2 separate regions of the Mus musculus genome follow, and region 2 is linked to region 1. The links are chromatin loops, found by intact Hi-C in ENCODE. Cell type or tissue: heart. All regions are shown on one strand.

Evidence for each region. A loop is a pair of places that touch in the nucleus more often than their neighbours do. Peaks named below come from ENCODE experiments on the same cell type or tissue, not always from the same donor. Only the 100,000 strongest peaks of a DNase experiment are listed, where the experiment ranks them.
Region 2: it touches region 1 in a loop (2.5-fold over the local background); 5 of 42 quality-filtered maps call a loop at or near these places.

The regions. Positions count from the first base shown.
Region 1 is chr7:113,058,243-113,060,742 of GRCm38, reverse strand. No RefSeq gene overlaps it. Among named protein-coding and RNA genes, the nearest start is that of Gm40452, 8.9 kb to the right of the region's middle. In heart, no CTCF peak of the experiment used is centred here; a DNase peak (open chromatin) is centred at 1,362; H3K27ac peaks cover 1,180 bases.
Region 2 is chr7:112,954,252-112,956,751 of GRCm38, reverse strand. Rassf10 (Ras association (RalGDS/AF-6) domain family (N-terminal) member 10) reads right to left here. Exons shown (of 1, transcript NM_175279.3): 1 at 1-2,500. The coding sequence ends at 1,032. Among named protein-coding and RNA genes, the nearest start is that of Rassf10, 1.5 kb to the right of the region's middle. In heart, CTCF peaks have their summits at 599 and 1,553; a DNase peak (open chromatin) is centred at 1,601; H3K4me3 peaks cover 1,731 bases; H3K27ac peaks cover 1,786 bases; H3K27me3 peaks cover 1,520 bases.

The DNA of each region.
Region 1 (2,500 bases):
CTTCCCCAGCCCTAAGATAACAAACACCTGTACCAAATTACCTGGCATTTGTGCTTGGACTCTGTAGATCAAAACCAAGCCCTCATTTAAAAAAATATGTTATGTGTATGAATGTTTTGCTTGCATGGATGTCTATTTATCACATACATGTCTGGTGCTATAAAAAGCCAGAAGAGGACATTGAATGCCCTGGTATGGGAGTTACAGATGGTTGTGAGTTATCATGTGGATACTGAGAACTGGAATCTGGATCCTTCTGGAAGAGCAGCCAGCCCAGACCAGGCAAGCAATCACTTTGCCAGCTTAGCTAACTCCAGCTTAGCTCCAGGTAGCACTTTTTTTTTTTTTACCACTGGACTGAATTTCTTGGGGCCAATCAAGGTATTTTATTCACCTCTGTATCCCCTACATCCATCACAGTCTCCAGACAATAATATTCAGGAAACAGCTGCTTTAAAGAAAAATGAATGAATGAGCAAATGATTGCTTACTTATAAAGTGCTCAGATGTGCTAGGTGCCAAATGACTATTACCCACAGAGAGAGTACGGGAGAGGAAATCACGGTCACTTCCAGGTGAGTCAGCCCTAGATAAGAAGACATGGATGCTGGCCTTGTGGACTGAGATAACGGATGGGAAAGCACTGGCCCAGGGCCGACCTGCTCTTGGGTTTGAATAAAGGAGAAACAAATCTAGGTTGGCTGCATGGAAAGGAGTGTGGAGGGCTTTCCGTGAGTGCAGGTGGTGAGGACAAAGGTTTTTGAAGTTGAAAAACACAAGACAATTTCGGGGATTGGGGTGGGGTCAAGAGATTGCTTTGACCTTCTGACCTGTGACAAAGGATTTACAGCAAGCAAAGCAGTAGGCTGGAAGAGGAGGTAGGGACCAAGGAAGACAGCACAATGAGACGTGCGAGCAGTGTGCCCCTGCTGCAGAGTGGCTAGTGTGCAAGAACCATGTGCTGCCTGCTTGTGTCTTTTTTCCCAACCAGATGTGCAGCTGAACTTTAGAGAACCTCCGAGCAATGCAAACAAAGCGCTTAAAAGAGTGCCTTCCAGGGTCATGGGAGAGGGGCGGTGGATGCTGGGTTAGGCAGTTACCTAATGTCTTTGTAGTGCCAGCAATCACTGGAATTAACCTGGTTAGTTTTCATTTTTCTTCACATTTCCAGTTTTGCCAGAATTAAGAGCCTCCCAATTGACCTTGGGAAAAAGTAACTCTGAACAGGAAATACAGCAGGGAGGAGACCGGGAAATCTGAAAACTGTGCCAGGAGAGTGAGCGGCCAGAGCCGGCAGGCTACAAAGAATGGGGCCCCTTGTCCCCACTTGGCTTTTGGTCCAATCTTGAAAGCAGCCTGCCTGCAGGACGCTTGCCAGCACCGGGTAGGGACAGGATCACATGGCTCAAAAACCCCCACAGACTGTGGGGAGCTCACACTGCTAGTCCACTGTATTTGAGAGGAAGCGGGGCTAAGGGTGGGCAGCACACCAAGAGCCTGCTCCTCACCATCTCCTGCATCCACTGCCCAAGTCAAAGGAGGCTGGGCAGCAGCAAGAGAGCCAGGGAGGGAAGCTCTGGCTAGCATCTATGCCTCTGTTGGTTCGGGAAGTCTTGACAAGTCATTAGATGGCTAAGAGGAAGTCTTCTACTCCTACAAGGATTCTTAAGAATATGGAGGGAGAATAAATTCAGTTTCTTTTATCCTGTTATTCAGTGCTCTGCAGAGAAGATGACTGAGACCAAATGGGCGTGACGTTTCCCTACCCAGCAAGCACTTTATGGGTTCATCAGTTTAATTTGCCTGTACTTCTAACTAGCTGGCTGCCCTACCTATAGATCTTAGTTTGCCGGGGTGGCTTATAAAACTCATGGAAACAAATAGTTTATTATAAACAGCAAGATGGACAGGGAACAGTGGCACATAGCTGTAACTCTAGCACTTAGGAGGCCTTGGCAGGAAGATCAGGAGTTCAAGGTCACCCTCTACTGTAAGTCTGAGGCCCGTTTAGGCTACATAAGACACTGTCTCCAGAAAAAGGGTAAAAAGAAAGATAAAGATCCGATGAGGAAATGGCTAGGGGAGCTCACAGGGTAAAGGAGCTTTCAAACACTGTCAGGAAGTTCTCAAAACCCAGTCCTCATTTGGGATTTTAGGGCAGCTCCATTATGTAGCTGTTCTTGAGTCAACCACTGTCCATTGCAATCAACCTGACCTGCATCCATTTCTCCTCCAGAGACTGGCTATGTGGATGGGTTTCTATCCTTTGTGTGCGCATAGGGACTTTCCCAAGAAATCGCCTCATTAGCATCATCGGCGTCATTAGCATTACCTTGGATATATTTGAAAGGGTACCTCGTGCTGAAGATGTTTTGGAATTTACTGCATGAATCGAGAGCAAAACACACACAGTTCAGCAAAAGGAGTGTTTCTTGCTCTAGTGTAGCAGAGCCCTGAGCCAAAAGGAAAAAACAAGCAAGCAAGCAGACAAAAATTGAAA
Region 2 (2,500 bases), 100 kb after region 1:
CTGTTTGCACCTGAAGTTAATTGGCACTTGCAGTTTACTTGAGAACCAGAACCTCATCTCCAACCGAAGATACTGAAGTTGGACTTGGGTCTGGGTAAAATTCATGAAGATCATAGCTGGTGTTTAATCACGGAGCTGTAGTTAGCAGCTAAACACTATGCGGAGATTCTTACTTCCAACTTGTAGCTGACACCAGAACGTTCTTTGAAAACAGCAAAGCAGGCTGCACCCCCTTCTGCAGCTCCCCCTTCTTAACTGTAATTGAATCATGAATTACAAGCCAGCACCTCTGCCTTTGCAGAAACACACCCCAAAAAGCCAGACTACATTTTTACCCTGGATTATGTATGCCAGGATTTTATAACTCAAAGTGCTATGTTTCAGGCTGAAGGTGGGGAGCCTTTAACACAATGTATTTAGTAAGGAGAGGCCCAGCCTTGCATCCCAGTGCAGTTTGGCCTTTGACAGAAATAAAAGGCAAATGATTTAGCAGATGGGTAATTCCCAAACCTGAAGAAATGTAAACAGTCAGGATTTTGATGCCTATGGGTTTTATCAAAGATGTTAAGCAAGGCAGAGACCAACACTAGTGCGCCCTCTTTGGCTAGTTTGAACACGTTTCCAGTCACAATTAACATTCAAGGAATTTCCTTTCCATCCAAGTGTTTTCTTTTAGCAGCACTTTATGCCACAGACCAAAGTTCTAGCTGTCATCAGTCCTTCCCATGCACAGGAGTGGTAAAAAAAAAATGTCCCGTAATGTTTTCCTTTTCTCTTGTTTTGAAAATGGGCTTGGACCTCATCACTTACCTAATGTGTTTTTAAAAAACAGGGAGGGGTTCTCACCTCCTGACTCCACTTCCCTCTAAAGCTTAGAAGCTTAGGGCTTCCTTGTCCAGGACCCTCCTTCACACTCACTCTCCAGACCCATCCGTGGGAACTCTGAGCTCACCCCCATGGCCTCACTTCATGTCCCTGAGCAGGCCAAACCAGTGCATTCTGCAAGCGTCTAAGCTTGCTCCCTACTACTTCTACACAAGGGATTCACACACAGGGGGTACCGAGTCTGAGTCTTGGCTATGCATGGAGCTCAGCCCAGTATCTGAGTCCTCATCGTTGCCCGGGCAACTCTTAGCCAGTCCCCGGGCCTGGTCTACCCACATTTCTGCACAGGTCTGAGGCTGAGGTTCGCGAGAGGGTCCGCTGGAACCCAGAGCCCCATCATGCACCACCGTCTGCTCAAAAGTGTGCAAACTCTGGAGAAGGCCCTGAAGCTCGCGCTCCTTAATGTCCCTCTGCTGCTGGCTGTAATCCAAGTCCGCCTTGACGGCCTCCAGGTCCGTGCTGAGCCTCAGCCCGATGTAAAGGCTGGTGCTGAGCTGCGTCCTGACCCGCTCCTGCTCCAGCAGCAGCTCGCCATCCGGACCACCATCGGGCTCTAGGGACTCCTCTCGAGCCGCCAGCTCCTCATTGCGCCGCTGCATCCAGCGCTGGTTCAGTTCCTCCTGGATCTCGGCGGACAGGCGCTCTAGCAACTCCTCCTGCTGGGCGCGCTCCTCCTGCAGCCGCACCAGGTCGTCACAGCGCCTGGCCAGCTCCTCCAACGCTGCCGCCTGCGCCTCGCTGTCCAGGGGTGCCGCCGGTTCTGTCCCCTTCTCCTCCAGTGTCGCATCTTCCGGCTCCCCTTCAGGAGTTTGTCCGTCCAGGTCGATGCCGGCCCCCACTAGATAGGTATCCTGCACGTAGTTGACTCCGTGCCTCCGCATGCGGTCTAGGTGCACCTTGGCTTCGTAGCGGTCTATCTCGCGGTCCAGCTCCCGGAGCCGCTGCACCTGCTGGCGAATCGTGTGGTCCTGCGACAGCACCAGATGCACCAGCGTCTCCATACGTTCTACCGACGCGCTCTCGTGGGTCCGAGCAGACGACGAGCAGGACGAGGCGGTGGACGACGACGTGGACGAACAAGGTGACGACGGCTGCTGCTGGCGCCTCCGGTTGAGCTTGGCCAGTTTGCGGAAGGCCTTGCGTACCACCCGCCGCTGCTTCTCCTGGGTCAAGGCCAGGCTGGGCCGTGCTGGGGCGCCCCGGGCCAAGCAGGGGCGCTCGCGGCTGAGCACTACCCGCGCCTCGGCGCTGCGCGGTCCGGCGTTGGGCAGCGACGCTTCGCTGCGCACCAGCACGAAGCGTACATTCTCCTGCTCGTCGCCCCAAGCAGTCCAGAGGCGCAAGATCCGCGTCTTGTTGGGCAGGATGCGCTCAAAGCCGCGCCACTTCTCCACAATGCAATAGCACTGCGGGGGCCCACATAGCATGCCCGGGGGCATCGCGTCGTCGTCATCCTCGTCGTTTTCGTCCGGGGGCTCGGGCAGCTCCAACTGGCCCGAAGGGTCTTCCGTCAAGCCCCGTCGCTGGCCCCGCCGCTGCCTGCAGCGCCGCCGGCAGCCGTCCTCCAAAAGCACCCGCACCACGTCCGAGCAGGTGGTGCGGCGGGAGAGGCCGG